2 separate regions of the Homo sapiens genome follow, and region 1 is linked to region 2. A link is a loop called in an ENCODE intact Hi-C map of the cell type or tissue named here. Cell type or tissue: PC-3. All regions are shown on one strand. Each heading gives the region's core, and the rest is flanking DNA. Links, peaks and the distances in the headings are about the cores only. Region 1 overlaps IPO11 (importin 11). Region 2 overlaps IPO11 (importin 11).

Region 1 (8,348 bases), core at 167-8,166, 120 kb after region 2:
ATTGTGTTAAGATCCTATTTAAAAAAAATAAAACAGGCCAGGTGTGGTGGCTCACGCCTGTAATCCCAGCACTTTGGGAGGTGGCAGTGGGTGGATCACTTGAGCCCAGAAGTTCGAGACCAGCCTGGGCAACATGGCAAAACCCTATCTCTACCAAAAATACAAAAATTTAGCTGGGCGTGGTGGCATGTGCCTCTGGTCCCAGCTACTTAGGAGGCTGAGGTGGAAGGATCACTTGAGCCCACAAGGCAGAGGCTGCAGTGAGTCAAGATCACACCACTGCACTCCAGCGTGGGTGACAGAGTCAGACCCCATCTCAGAAAATACACACACACAAAACAAAACAACCCTACCACTTAAAGACACGCACTCAAATATTTACAGGTAATACTAGATAATATCTGGGATTCGATTTAAAATAACCAGCAAGGGTGGGAGGGGAAAGCAGCACACAGACAAAGTAAGACTGACTGTGGCCATATGTTGATAATTGTTGCTGAGTGATGATGTCATGAAGACTCAAAGTTACTCAATTCTATTTATAGTAACTTTATTCTATTTTGAAATGTTCTAATTTAAAAAGCTTTAATAAAGTCTTAGAGATCATAAATATGAATTTCATAAATGAAATTGCTTCCAACATGTTAAGTAGAATAAATTACAGATACCATCTATCCATGTCATTACCTTAAGAAAGAGTTGAAAGAACTGAAAAATCTCACAGCTAAATAAATGTGTTTTCTAAAACAGATCATCTAAATAATGCTTTTTAAATTTTACTTATGTAACTGATATAGTGAGTAGGGACTGTGAGGCAGCAGAGCCGCAGGCAAGTGTCAGTGATATATACTGTATAGTCCTCTTTGACTAAGCACATCATCCTGTTTTACTTTGCTTTGTGTTTTTTTAAACAGAGAATCTTAGTCAATTTTATAATGTATCTTGGAAGATTAGGTGAACTTCTGTTGTTGAGGCTACTTGGAACAAGAGAAACGAAGACAACTGAAACTAAAGGTAATTACTACCTAAAACACAAAGATAAAAAACAGCTCATTTCTGCTCCTTTACTCCCCTCCCAGGGAATAAGCAACCCCTACCCTATTATTGAATCTTTAATTAAAAAGGGAAATAGATTACAGATTTAGTTGTTCCCACCTGTCTTCAAGTACCTATTTTAGTGCAAGCAGTCCCCAAGCTAGGTCTTTCTAACTGCTGTAACCCAATTATTTGCACTTCTCCCAATCCTTCAAGACCAAAATATCATTAAAAGTTAATGTTTTATAAAATGTAATTATACACACTGCCTACCACAGCGCACCCCCTATAATTCCACTCAAAAGATGCTTAGTATGGACGAAGATAGTCTGATGGTCATTCTGAATATACTGACTTCCTGTCTGCTACATTTGATCTACTTCTAGCTGAACTGCACTGCTATCTTCTTTATCTCCACTTTCTCCAGTGGGTCAAAGAATAATGAGCTTTAGAGGAATCAAATACTCTAATATTTATTAGAATTTATTTTTCATGTACCAAGGTGACTTACACTATGACACATGGTATGTAAATTTAATTATTATATGCATTCTAAAGTACATATAAAAGCAATTTTTAGCTTTCCTATAAGGAGTCAGAACATAGGTTTCCTTACACTAAAGTGAAAATGTATGGTTATAAAAATATCATTTTCCTTTGTAAATCTGAATATGTGTATTATATTTGAGAAAACAAGTTTTTAAAAAACTTACCACTTTAGTAAAAAGAATGATGGTCTTTTCCAGTCTATCTCTACACACATTATCTGTACCTATACTTCTACCTGTTAAAAATACATTTCAAATATTAGAAGTTAATAAGTTCACAACCAAGACAACATCAAAATTTTTACAAAAATAATATTGCTGGTTTTATTTTTGCATATTTTGCATTATGAATTCATTATTTAAAAAGCAATACCAAGATTTACACTGAGTAACAGACACAGTAGCCCTCTGTGCCATATTATATAAAATTAACCCTAATATATGAACTGAACTCACTTTTATAGTAAAAGAATAGTCGTTTTAGCAATGAATCATGGATAACATTTAAAAACTAAATGTCACAGTTGAAGTATTTTTCAAGCAACATACATGTGTAAAATAAAGTAGTCAAGGAGTAACACACTCATTATCATTTTTCCTATATCTTCTGACAAATTTATTCTGATAATTTCCCTGGCGATTTTTTTTTGTACATTCAGAACAATGTCCACCAGCTCATCAGCTAATCTGCTCTCTAATAATACTCTTCATATTCTGTTTGTTAATTTGTCTTATTCTCTCCTGGAAGGGCTTTTATTCTTCCTTCTGCTACGCCCACAAGGATGGCCAGAGAAAAATGACTATTTTTAGAAAACATAGTAACTACACAATATGAACATTCTTATTCATCTTTCCATGCATAGTACCCAGGACAGTGTCTGCCCACAGGCTCAACAATGTTTTACTAAATTGAAACTGACTAACATAAAACAATCAGTAGCTCCTTAAAAGTGAGTAGACTAAGATATCTTCTCAGGAGAGCAAATCCCCAAACACACAAACACACACTTGTGTGTGCACACATGTGTATGTCCAAATAAAGGTGCTTACAATCACATGGAAGAAGAAGATAACAAACAGACCACCAGTAAAATACAACACAAATATAAATGCTATAGTCTCTCACATGGGGTAGTGAATAACAAAGGATGCTAAAGATAAGCCAGTGGAGGTTAATGAACAAGGGATTTACAAAATCAAACTGCCAGTTACAGAAAGTTATATCACAGTGATATGCAACAAATACTAAAAGCGAAAAGAGTCTACAAGAAGTCTAAACAGGATTTGGCATATAGTCTATAGACAATATTTGTTAAACATATGACTGTTGTGGACATCTGCCTGGAAAGGGGTAGCTGCAGTAGAAATACAGAAAGAGGAATGAACACAAAATAGAATTTTTTTTTCTTGAGATGGGGTTTGTTCTGTCACCCAGGTTGAAGTGTAGTGATGAGATCACTGCTCACTGCAGCCTCAACCTCTCAGGCTCAATCAATCCGTCCTGAGTAACTGGGACTACAGGCACACACCATCATGCCTGGCTAACTTTTTAATATTTTTTGTAGAGACAGGGTTTCGTCATGTTGCCCAGGCTGGTCTCCAACTCCTGGGCTCAAGCGACTCACTCGCCTCGGCCTCCCAAAGTGCTGGGGTTACAGGCGTTGAGTCACCACGCCTGGCCTCAGGGAAATCTTTTTTTTTAAATCTATTTTGGCCAGACAAGGTGGCTCATATCTGCAATTCCAACACTTTGGGAGACAAAGGTGGGCGGATCGCTTTAGCCCAGGAGTTTGAGACCAGCCTGGCAACAAGGCAAATTCCTCTACACTCATTACCAGTACAGTAGTCCCCTCTTAGTTTTGCTTTCCTCAGTATCAGGTGCCTGCAGTCAATCACAATCCAAAAATATTAAATATAAAATTCCAGAAATAAACAATTCTTAAGTTTTCAATTGTGCACCATTCTGAGTATGGAGATAAATCTCAAGCTGACCCACTCCGTCCTGCCCCAGACGAGAATCCTCCCTTTGTCCAGCAAATACCAGCTATATACACTACCTGCCTGTTAATCACTTAGTAGCCATTTTGGATACTAGCTCAAAAAAGCATAGTACACAAAGGGTTTGGTACTATCTGTGGTTTCAGGCATCCGCTGTAGGTCTTGGTTCGTAGTCCAAGGAGGGACTTCTGTATATGAGGCAAAAGCTAAGCTTCTAACTTCAGAAAGTTGATACAAAATACTCATTTTAGCTACATATAGGATCTCTGCAGCTATCAAGTGCTCACTCAGGGAGCAATTGGACAAGACACTTTCTCTAGATTTATAAGTGTGCAACAGAAGCTATTAATGAATAAGCATCTATTAATCCCTCATTAATCCTAGCTATTAATGAATGAATAAGCTACTAATGAATAAAAATTCTACAGTAAAAAGGACTGCAACGAAAGTACTTACTGCATTCCAGAAACTGTTTTAGACGTTCAAATATTCCATGTAAAAAACCCTAGAAAAGAATATTATTTTAAATATCTCAATTTATTGTTATAAACATTTACCTTGTATCTTTTTCAGGGATACCAAAACAAATCTATCACATCACTTAAAAAAATTAGCCGAAGAAAAATAAGTTAAAATTAGTTAAGCAAAAAACAGTTCACTATTATAAACAAGTCGTCCACAGGAAAATAACTATAGTATTTCATCCCTTCAATATCTCATTTAGTTACATAAATCACTTTGCAATGAATAAAAAATTACTTTTTAAGCATCCTGTTTCACTAAACACTCTCTATTCTCCTTACTGCTTTAATTTTTCTTCACAGGCTTTAAATCCCTTGAAATACTGCACTTGTCCATTTATTATGTGGCTCCTCCCATTAGAATATAAGCTCCTTGAGAGCCAGAACTTTGCTCTGTTTACTGCTTTATCCAGAATCCTGAAACATCGTTTGGCAATAATAAGTATTCAAAAAATGAACACATGGTACCAATTATTTACACCACAGTTCTTAACTTCAAGTATATGACACATTGGTCCTCAGATACTAGTATTAGATAGGCATCAACATATACCAGCTAGGTCTAATGGACCCTTTTTTTGAAAACATATTCTAAGATATGTTTTGAATAATTAACAGGAATAAATATAAAGAAATAGTGAAAAAAACTTAAAAATTTTAATAAGAATTTAAGCATAGAAGACATCTTTGTATCAATAAATGTTGGTGTATAAACATCATAAAAGATGTCACACACTCAATTAGCAAATGAGGTAGTCTCATTTGTCATGAAATACTGGATGATGATGGCTTTCCTGGAAAATAATTAACTCTAGAATGCCACAATTCCTCTCTATCAAATATATTGTTCATTGATCAATTCTTGAGTTTGAGAAAATTCAACTAGGATACCATTATCTGAAGACTTAGTGTCTGAGATTTTCCTTAGACAATTTCATTGTTAACATTAGAGTCAAGAGTACTGCTCTCAGACTCTCAATATCCATCCACTGACTCATCAAAAAACTAGTAAACCTCTTCCTCTGTCAATTTCCTTCCTTCTCTCTGTCATTTCAAGCAGAAAATGTAAAATTCTGAATTCTCAACTGTTAAATAAAAGCTAAAAGCAGAGTAAAATCAATGTTTCCAGTCTTCCTTTATACCTTCTGGAAACGTGATGAAATACAATTAACACAATTTAATTGGGTTAAATTAATTGGCAACACAATTTAAAAAAAGAAGAAAACTTCAGGATGACAACTTCACTACTGCATCATCTTCCATTTTCATACTATTTCTGTCTTTTTAAAGCATAGTTGACAATAATTGATAATGAAAAGTAACAACAGAACAATGAAACAGCAAAAGGTTTCAATTATAAAAGAATTAGGTCACCAAGATCCCATAAGTCTGTTAACTTTATAAAAGGGTCCAATAGTCCTATTCTCCAAAGAAAGTAGAAAATTATAAAGGCCATCGATTTTAAAAGCCATCATTATCACTGTGCCTGCCTTCAGGGCCCAGAATCTCACCACTGTCATATATCTTTTCTTTAGCATCTTTTAAGCTCTCTGTTATTTTTAAGATTTTTAAGCCAAGTGTGGTGGCTCACGCCTGTAATCCCAGAACTTTGGGAGGCCGAGGCGGGTGGATCAACTGAGGTCAGGAGTTCGAGACCAGCCTGGCCAACATTGTGAAACCCCGTCTCTACCAAAAATACAAAAACTTAGCTGGGCATGGTGGCAGGCACCTGTAACCCCAGCTACTCAAGAGGCTGAGGCAGGAGAATCGCTTGACCTTGGGAGGCAGAGGTTGCAGTGAGCCGAGATCACGCCATTGCACTCCAGCCTGCGCGACAGAGTGAGACTGTCTCAAAAAAAAAAAAAAAAAAGATTTTTATATTATTTGAAATGTTGTCTTTAATTTGTTAACATTTTATCCTCTAATTGACTGATGTACTTAATTGCTACAATAAGGCATTTATAACTGAGTAAAGGTTGACATGTGATTTATGCAACCAGAAAACTCTCAAGGGAAAGCCAAAGCTCACAAAATATCGATGACAGCCAGTGCAAACTACTATTTCACCTTATAGGAATATAAATCAAATCAATTCATTTTCACTTAAAAAAAGATAAACATAATATTCTGGTTAATATAATGAGAGTAATATTGCATATAATTCCTGAGACTTTGACATATTGCTTCTACCATAAAGGATTTATTCATTAAACAAACAACTATTGAGCATTTACTATACAGAAAAGACTGTTCCAAGCTCCGAGTCACAGCGAATAAAACAAAGCCCCTCCCTTCATGGAATTTATACATTCTAGTTAGGGAATTGAAAAGGAGTTGTCAAGTTGGTTTCTCGAAAATCTTTTTTGGCAGCATGGCAATCGAAATGTATCTGGATTTAAATCGAGGCTTGACATTATCTTTCAGCAATTTGGTAATATGTATCAATACTGTGGAGGGGCATATGCTTAACCCAACATTTTCAATTCTAGGAATTTATCCTAAAGAGATTAGAAAACCACATAACAGTTACCCAAATGATCAGTCCATATCTTTTATCAAAAATGAAAAACTGAGAACCTGTATGTCCGTCAACAGACAATTGTGTAAGTACATTATAAGAATCCTATATTAATATCTCTTTTTTAAAAAATTAGTCTACTGACACTAATCATATGAATGTACCATACAATCATTTTAAAAATAACATGTAACAATATAACTGACAATGGAAAAATATATGTAATATGCTGAGTTTGTTTTTAAAAAGTAAGGAAACGACATGTAAATATGATCCCATTTGTATCAAATTGAGTGAGAAGGTCTATCCAGAATAATATGCATAAAATGTCTTCAAGGATATTTATAAACTTTAGCAGTATCTCTGAAGAGTAAGATTATGAATGATTTTTTAGTTTCTTTTCCTGAAATTTTTAACTTAAAAAAAAGCATGTCAATTTTCATAAAATGAAATAACCATCACATTATGATGATGTATATTATGGGTTTTAAACTCATTTAACAATAGAACAATTACTTCAATCAAACCTCAATATACAAAAAATACTATTTTTTTTAATGGCTCTGGTCAAATCTAGTAGGGGAGACCCAAAGACCCAATTAGATTTGTTTTTTCCTCAACTCCTGAGCAACCCCCAAAGCGACTTACAAAAAGCAATGTTTTACCTGAGCTAAACTTACTGTGAATTCTAACACAAATCTAAGTATAATAAAATGCCATTTCATTTATTTTAAAAAAAAAAAAAAGAAATGCAACTAGGCCAAGCACGGCCAAGCCTGTAATCCCAGCACTTTCGGAAGCCAAAAAGGGCAGATCACTTGAGGCCAGGAGTTCAAGACCAGCCTGGCAGAAATGGTAAAACTTCGTCTCTACTAAAAATACAAAAATTAGCTGGGCATGGTGGTGCATGCCTGTAATCCCAGTGACTTGGGAGGCTGAGGCAGGAGAACTGCTTGAACCCAGGAGGCAGAGGTTGCAGAGACCCAAGACTGCACCACTGCACTCCAGCCTGGGTGACAGAGCGAGACTCTGTCTCAAAAAAAAAAAAAAAAAAAAAAAAAAAAAGAAGATGGCTATCTACAGACAATGAATATATATCACAACTTATGATCGATTTATTGACAAGGTTTTTCTCTTATATATTTATTTTTTTAATTGATTGTGAACAGCATGTATTAATGTAATGATCAGACAGAAAAAAACAAATTTATTTTAAATACATAAAAACAAAGGAAAATATTAAGTATATAAAAAACTATTTACAATGTACCTGGTAATGTTATAATAGCATTCAAATTCACAGGAGTTCATTTTAATTTAAATTCAAATTAACACTCTCAATGTACCATGGCATCCTTGAGAAATATCCTAGGCCTATTTCCTCTCCTTCACACAACAGCCACTTTGATGTAGTGAAAACAGACCAGAAGTCTAAAAGTCAGAATGGTAAAAAACTAGATGGTCACTTAATAAAAACTCTTCTAATTGAATGCCAAATAAAAAGAGCACTCTTTCAAACATTCAGGAAAATACCACTTTCCCAAAGTCACAGCAAATTTCTTCGATCACTTACCATCACCTCCATATTCTTATGAGGTTCCACAAATCCATTAACAGTTAACTTACGCAGCACTGAAAAGCAAAAGCAAGCTTTACTTGAATCTTATTTTATCCTACTAAAATTACAATCACAAGAAAGATTCAGAATTGCAAAACTTAATCAAGCTT
Region 2 (8,348 bases), core at 155-8,154:
TAGATATTTCTGAACCTACAGAAAATGATAATATATGGTTCTTAATTTTTACAAGCTACTTTTATAACTTACCATCTTTTTCCTCTTATCTTGTTCTGTGGGTGGTTCTTCATCTTCTGTTACTTTTGGTTCCTCAAGATGAGACATCAACATACAGCTATAATAATTTTTTAAAAAACATGTTTTAAATAAAAATGTCTATAATACACTTAAAAATAAGTCCTTAAAATCACTAAGAACATGAATAATTCTATGTTCTTAGTTTTTCACACCAAAATGTGAGAAAAAGACTAGATAATTTAAAATTTAACAAAATTTTTGAATTATGAAAAGATATCTCACTATAAAAAGGGCCACACTAAAACATTTTAGAGCATTTTACTTGGGCATTTCAGTTAGTAATTTATTTATACGCCACTTCTGAAACAATGAACCATCAGCTGACAAAGTAATGCATGTATACACTTTATATGTTATTTAAAAATGACATAAACTCTTAAAATACTTATTTTTCCCCATAATTTTCACATCTACAGAATTTTATACATGCAATAATTTAAATATCACAAACATATTAATTATGTAACAATCTACCTTGTGTTCCAAATGACATGACTGTGCTATGAGGAACTTGTCCTGATAGCACTTGTACCTTCTGGGTAGTTATAAATCATTTTATTTTGAATATCTGCACCATGCTCTTTACTATTAGCAGAGGTAACAGAAACAGTTTCCTGTTCAGTCAACAATGGTTCCAGGGAGACCAGAAATCAACACTGTCTAGTGAATCAAACTGATGGAACAATCCCACTGTTTCCTAACTTGTAACAGGAGAATTCAGTAATTTATCAGCATGATCATAGGTTCCTAACCAATAAACAGTGGCAAAGAAAGTTTGGGTTCTCTTGTTTTGTAGCAAGTACAGGTGAAGGACAATTCCTGACTCAGCTGTGTAAACAGCTTTTAATACAGAACTAACACAGGTGCGGATACCAGAAAACTTGATCAGGCTCATTCTTGCAGTGGAAACAAGTGTCTTTCGTTTCTATTTCCTACCATTAAAAAAGCAATGTTTGGAGTGACTGCCTCTGATCCAGTCAGTGCCCACTGGTGGGATCAAAGAGTAAGAACCTTAGGCTAGAAATCAGAAGTCCTGAAAAACGGCAGGAACTCAATCCCTAACTCACTGCATGGCCTTGACCTGGGGCTGCAATGCTTTTGTCTGCCATGATATAATACAGTGTAGTACAAGTAGCTGGCCAATGGACTCTGACACAAAGTAAGAAAATTACATTACTCTATCAACCCAAAAGCTATTTAATAAAGTGAAGTGTCTTAAAAAGGTCTACATCCCAGTTTGTATTTTAGAACTGAATAATAATATGGGGTTTCTTTACACTAGCCAATTTATGTCTGTTGCAGACCTGAATTCTAACTGCAATGACTATGGATCTGCATGAAAGCATGCTTTATTCTGCATCAAATTCTTCCACTGCATTCCAAAATCTGTTAACTTACTCATATAGTGAATGCTCTCTGTTCTGCCTCCCTAAATTAAAAGATTTATCATATTAAGACTGGGCATGGTGGCATACACCTGTAATCCCAGCACTTTGGGAGGCTGAGGTGGGTGAATCCCCTGAGGTCAGAAGCTCGAGACCAACCTGGACAACATGGTGAAGCCCCTTGTTTACTAAAAGAAAAAATACAAAAACTAGCCAGGCGTGGTGGCAGGCTCCTGTAATCTCAGCTACTTGGCAGGCTGAGATGGGAGAAATTGCCTGAACCCACGAGGTGGAGGTTGCAGTGAGCCAAGATCGTGCCACTGCACTCCAGACTGGGCAACAGAGCAAGATTCTGTCTCCCCCACCCCCAAAAAAAGAAGATTTATCACATTAATATTAGAGTATACTCTGGAGTTACATATATACAGATTTTACTTCTTTCACTGACCAAAAACTAGACAAATAACAGAATACTGAAAAGCCCAAAGCTAAAACTGTCCTGCAGGAAAATTTCCAACTAAAAGTCAAATCTCATTTTGTTGATAAAGATTAAAGATAGACAATCACGCTTTACATAAAAGATACGTAAGAATTAACAGATTTCTAATAAACTGAAGTGTGTAGACTGTGCATGCAGTAATAGTTATACTAATAAAACAGTAAACACAACAGTTTAAAATAGGAATGACTAACGTGAATATAAGTGGCCACTCCTCCATTCTAAACTCAAGGCAGAAATCACCGAATAGATCCAGGCACTCCAGCCTGCTAAATAAGAATCTTTCTCAAGAAGAAACTTCAACCAGCTAAACAGAACCAACAGGTGTTAGCATGAAAAAATGAAACCTTTTAAGTCATTTCTGGGTTTAAAGGTACTTGTAGTAATACTTTCATTTAATCTATATAAACTCTGCCCTAAGTAATTCAGCCATTTTACAGATGAGAAAAGGCTGAATTTACAAACATTCATTGAGCGCTGATAAACAGTATTTTTCCTCAAAATTTTTGTTGTCTAAATGAACTTTTCTCTACTTCAGGGTATCAAATTTGGATGCTTTAAAATTGCCCTTATTCTAGCACCTGAACAGAATAAGTGCAATTGTCTAAAAAAAGCTTAGTTCCACTCTACCTGGAGCCCATCTGTGTGCACAGGAGGGATAGTTGGGGCAAAGGCCAAGTATTCCAGTCATTTTCTTAATGTCCAATATCAGCGATTCTCAAACTTGAGTTTTCAGCTCAACCACTTGAAGGGCTTTGTTAAAGCACAGTTGGGCCCCACTCCCATAGTGTCTAATTCAGTAGAGTTTGATGGAGCCTGAGAATCTGCATGTCTCACAAGTTCCTCTGTGATGGTTTCTCATCATTTCCTCCGTCATGTTGATGCTAATGTTGTTGAGGAAGTTGTGGGGGACACACACTTTGTTAACCCCCATTCTATGTTAGGGCAAACCACCAAAACGCTTCCTACTTATATTTTTTTACCTCTGGCCTCCAATAAATTGTTTAATAATGATTTTTTTTATGGCTATGTAACTGACTTTCAGCTAGGCTGATATAAGAAATGATTTATGGGCCAGGTGCGGTGGGTCACACCTGTAATCCCAGCACTTTGGGAGTCTGTGGCAAGCAGATCACTTGAGGTCAGGAGTTCAAGACCAGCCTGGCCAACATAGTGAAACCCCATTTCTACTAAAAATACAATAATTAGCCAGGCGTGGTGGCACGTGCCTGTAATCCCAGCTACTCGGGAGGCTGAGATGAGAGAACTGCTTGAACCTGGTAGGCAGAGGTTGCAATGAGCCGAGATCACACCACTGCACTCCAGGCTGGGCAACAGGGCAAGACTCCATAAAAAAAAAAAAGAAAGAAAAGAAAGAAAAGAAAGAAAAGAAAGAAAGAAAGAAAGAAAGAAAGAAAGAAAGAGAGAGAGAGAGAGAGAGAGAGAGAGAGAGAGAGAGAGAGAGAGAGAGAGAGAGAGAGAGAGAAAGAAAGAAAGAAAGAAAGAAAGAAAGAAAGAAAGAAAGCAAGCAAGCAAGCAAACAATTTATGGGTCGTTTCACATAAGACAAAACTGACATTGTTCAGTTGGTCTCTGTAGTGGACCTATATAATCAGCCTCTTTCCTAATTGAACCCTGAATCTGTACAGTTATCCTCTTTTCCCATGCTACCACTGTTTCAGAAAAAGCTGATCCCAGCCCCCCAGTGCCAGTAGTTCAATAAGCAATCATGGAGATCCCATTCCCCTGGTCAATGATTACTTTCAGCAGGAGAATGTTTAAGGAATTCTGGCCAATTAGACATAAGAAGACATCTAATGCAATGATTTCCAGAAAAGGATTGCCTTGATCTTAAAAAAGACATAAGGAAGAAGATTACTTATCTGTCAGTGGCATTGTCATGAACTGTAATGCCTAGAACTACTTTTTATCGATGAGGAATGGTAGCCTGCAGATGAGGTTAATATGCTGAGGGGATGGAGTAGAAAAAAACTCAGGCTTTGATGATGTTGCTAAGGCCACAGTCAGCTAATCCTGGAGTCACTTACCTACAGTCATTAGTGTATCAGAAACAACTAATTCTTTATTGTTAAAACGGACAGTCCTTGTATAGTCACTTATATAAATATTAATAAAAAATGCACTTCTGGGCTCAGGGCATGACAACTCAGTGAGAAGAAATATTATGAGTCTCCCTCTCCTGTGTTAAATTACATTTAGCCTAAAGTTTCTTCCTCACACATTTTAAGTTCAGCCTGAAGGTCTCTTCGTACACAGTAAAGTGTAACCTAACTGGAAGTGTAGAGATTGTAATCTTTTCTTGTACTAATCAGAGTTTTAGCCAATCATAGGTGGCCAACTGTTGAACATGTGTCCAAATAAGGCAAATGCTGAGCTGTAACCAATCCAGCTGTTTCAGTACCCTATTTCCCTTTTCTGTACCTCACTTTCCCGTTTCTGCTCATAAATATTATCTGACCAGGTACAGCCCTGAAGACACTGTGAACCAATTCTGGTTCTGGGGGCTGCCCAATTTGTGAACAATTCTTTGCTTAATCAAACTCTGTTAAATTGAATTTGTCTTAAGTTTAACACCTGATAAACCTACTTTCTTCTACTTGAAAATAAGACCCATGTAATTCCTAATGTTTCTTTTTTTTATCCTGGTAATTAGAAAGCATATAGCTAAGTTTTATATCCTGATGCCACAGGTTTCCCAAATCAAGGTTTCTTATTTAAATCCCTTCAATCCTATGTTAATAGTTTTCTGTTATAATGAGCATGTGCTTTCTTTTGCACTGTCTCAAATCCTCTTACCGTCACTAGACTGAATATAAGCAACTAAATATTGTATATTAGCAGTAAAGACAAAGTGCCATGAAGAAACAGGGAAAGATGGAATGAATTCTTCCTATAAGCCTGGAATGCAATTTTAGAGGTAGATATTTGCGAAGGAGGATAAGGGCTTGACACACCAAGGAGCAGAAATATTATTAGTCAAGCCATAAGTGTATGGCATGTTTGCAGAATGATGAAGAATCCAGGGAGACAAGAGAGAAAGCTGGTGTCTGAGTCAGCACAGAATAGAGCCCCATTAACTTGATCCTGTAAGAAACTCAGCTTTTAATTTTAAGTGGGGCAGAATGGATCAGAGGGGGAAAACTGAAGAGAGAGAGACTTCCTAAGGAGGTCACTAGGATCTACACAAGTTAAGATAATATACAGATGTCAGAATCCAGGAACCAACATTTCTTCTAGTATTCTCTATTCTATTCTGAAGAGCCGTTCAGTGGGTCAATGTATTGAGTGAAGGAGAAAAAAGTCCTTATAAAAGCCAAATTTTAACTTTTAGAATCCCAGGCTGTTCTACTGGTCTGAGACCACTCACCAACATCTACCCCGCCAGTCTTCCTCCACAATGGACCAAAGTGACCTTTCTAAGTATAAATCTGATTATGTCCCTCCAGTGTGGAAATCACCAGTGGACCTCCACTGACTACAGAATAGTTTCAAATAAGACTATTTCCTTTATACTTGGTATGTTTTGTACTTTCTAGCTATAAAAACAATTTATGAGTCATTTTCTAGTCAAATTTTAGTGCCTCTAGGCTTCTTAAAATGCTGGCTAAATTCTTTTTTTTTTTTTTTGAGACAGGGCCTTGGTCTGTCACCCAAGCTGGAGTGTAGTGGTGCAATCACAGCTCACTGCAGCCTCGATGTCTCAGGCTCAAGCAATCTTCCCACCTCAGCCTCCCAAGCAGCTGCTAAGCAGGGACTAAAGGCATGTGCCTGGCTGATTTTCAATTTTTTTTTTTTTTTTAATAGAGACAGGGTCTCACTATGTTGCCAGGGCTGGTCTCCAACTCCTGGGCTCAAGCGATTCTACCGTCTCGGCCTCCTAAAGTGCTAGGATTACAGGCATGAGCCACCGCGCCGGGCCACTAAATTCTTTCTTCCTTTTTACTTCCCAAACCTTGGTAAGGGATTGTCAATTTCATTTCCCAATATTCCTTTCAACAAAAATATTATTGAAGGAAATAAAAGAGAAATACTCTAACCAGACAAGCAGAAAGCAAAGAAGGCAAATCTCTAGCCCCATCAATGTATTTTCTTGGCTTAATAAAAACTCTAGCTAAAAAAATAATAAAAACAAAAACCAACCAAACCACAAACCCACCAACAAAACCCCAACAAATAAACACATTCTTCAACTCTCAAAATGGAATTCTTCTTTCTTCCAAAAGAATTCATTTTCTGTACAACTCTGAAGAAATACTAGTATCAACGTTAATAGGCAACTGTTGACTATCCATTTATCTTGGAAGATAAAACTTTTCTAACTTTAAAAAAAGAGGGATCATTAGAAGGGAAAATAAAAGCCCATTTCCATTTTTTTCCACACAGAATGTTGTTTAAATTTTAAAATGCCTGTTCAATATGTTATGAGGACAAATCAAGGTATAAAAATAAGCATAGGCTACAGGTATAAGCACAACTATTTTTAAAAATTATATATGCATGTGTATGTCATATGTCACCCAAACTGTAAACACCTTTCAATCCTCTTTAGCCATACCTACCTGTCCCCATTTCCTGCTAATCCTTCCTCCAAAATATATCTCAAATTCATCTCATCACCACTCACCAAGATAAGACTACTTTAACAGCTACCTAAATGGTTTTCCCACTTCCACAGCAGTAGGTTCTCATTTACAGTGTATATGAAACATCACAGTTCCTGTTTGCAATGCAGATTCTACTGTGTGACCCCCAAAGATTCTGAATAATGAGTCTGCACTGAGGAAGGAGAATCTGCATTTCTAACATGCATTCCAGGTTGTTCCACTGGTCTGAGACCACGCACCAGCATCTACCCCTTCTGTCGTCCTCCACAATGCATCAAAGTGACCTTTCTAAGTATAAATCTGATCATGTCCCTCCGGTGTGGAAATCACCAGGAGACCTCCATTGACTACAGAATACAGACCACAATTCTTTGTATTTCACAAAGGTTACTTAACTAGTTGGCTCCAATCCACTACATATCCTTAAGAATGATTCTCAGTTTCCCTGGACTCCTTTCTCTCTTGCACCTGGTATTGCTCCATTGGTCCCTGTCTCCCCTTCTAGGTTGTGGGCTCTCTCAGGTGAGAGACTCAGTTGCTTCCTCACACTACACAGTGCCTGGTGTAAACAGTTTGAATAAAAAGATGATCTGTCAACAAGGCTTTCTTAGTGTGATGGCTAATTTTGTGTCAACTTGACTGAGATACTGAGTGCCCAGCAATCTGGTTAAACATTACTCTGGGTGTATCAGCGAGCCTGTTTCTGCATGAGATTAGCATTTGAATCTATAAACTGGGTAAAGCAGTTTGCCCTCCCCATGTGGGTAGACCTCAGTCAATCCACTGAAAGCCTGAATAAAACTGACTGGATGAGGAAGAATTCATCCTCTGGCTGCTTCAAGCTGGGACACTGTACTTCTTCCGTCTTCAGAGCCAACCAGTTAAGTAACCTTTGTGAAATACAAAGAACTGTGGACTGTATTCTGTACTCAATGGAGGTCCACTGGTGATTTCCACACTGGAGGGACATGATCAGATTTATACCTCAGACTTACATCATGGGCTCTCATGGGTCCTAAGCTTGCTGATGGTAGATTTTGAACTCCTCAGCCTCCATAATCATGTGAGCCAATTCCTTACAATCAATTTCTTTATATATACATATTTTTGTCTCCTGTTGGTTCTGTTTCTCTGGAGAACCCTAGTACACTACTGATGTAGGTGAAGGAAATAGAGTTTTCTTCCTTTTTTCCAATTCACTCAGTTAAGAGACTATAATAAGAATTCAACAGAACCAGAAAGATTAACTTTTTTGAATAAACTGTTTAAATAAACAGGAAGGGGAAGTTGAAAGCCAAGTTAGCTACATAAGTATGTATTTTATGTTTCTCACACAGGCATTTCTGAAAGTTTATTTATGCCTTATAGTCTCATGGACTGTAACTTATAGAACTCTATTTAATTCATAGAATTATAATGTAGGAAGATTTAATAGAGATCTAGTCTAACCACTCTTTGAAACAGAGACACAGAAAAGTGTATCTCTTGGTAATTTATTTCTCAACTGTGTTTCTATATGCAAAGTACCACCCCAGAATAAAAAGAAATCACCAAACAATTCTGGGGATAAAAGAAACCAGTGGTCAGATATGTTCCAGCTACTCATCAATACTAATGCTCAAGTCTAGGCCTTTTAGCTGGGATCCTAAAACTGGTTTGTTTTCCTTACTTCCAACATATTCCCTCTTCCAAAACAAAACTTTTTCTTCATGGCTGAGC

What was found. A loop is a pair of places that touch in the nucleus more often than their neighbours do. Peaks named below come from ENCODE experiments on the same cell type or tissue, not always from the same donor. Only the 100,000 strongest peaks of a DNase experiment are listed, where the experiment ranks them.
Region 1: a loop joins it to region 2, with 2.7 times the contacts of the local background. A loop is called at or near these places in 3 of 110 quality-filtered maps.

The regions. Positions count from the first base shown.
Region 1 is chr5:62,470,154-62,478,501 of GRCh38, reverse strand. IPO11 (importin 11) reads right to left here. Exons shown (of 30, transcript NM_016338.5): 7 at 8,194-8,252; 8 at 4,038-4,086; 9 at 1,749-1,819. Among named protein-coding and RNA genes, the nearest start is that of IPO11, 62 kb to the right of the region's middle. In PC-3, for the core only: no CTCF peak of the experiment used is centred there; a DNase peak (open chromatin) is centred at 3,221; H3K27ac peaks cover 541 bases.
Region 2 is chr5:62,593,573-62,601,920 of GRCh38, reverse strand. IPO11 (importin 11) reads right to left here. Exons shown (of 30, transcript NM_016338.5): 29 at 73-157. It overlaps IPO11-LRRC70 (IPO11-LRRC70 readthrough), which reads right to left. Exons shown (of 4, transcript NR_073584.1): 3 at 73-157. Among named protein-coding and RNA genes, the nearest start is that of LRRC70, 19 kb to the right of the region's middle. In PC-3, for the core only: no CTCF peak of the experiment used is centred there; no DNase peak of the experiment used is centred there; H3K27ac peaks cover 836 bases.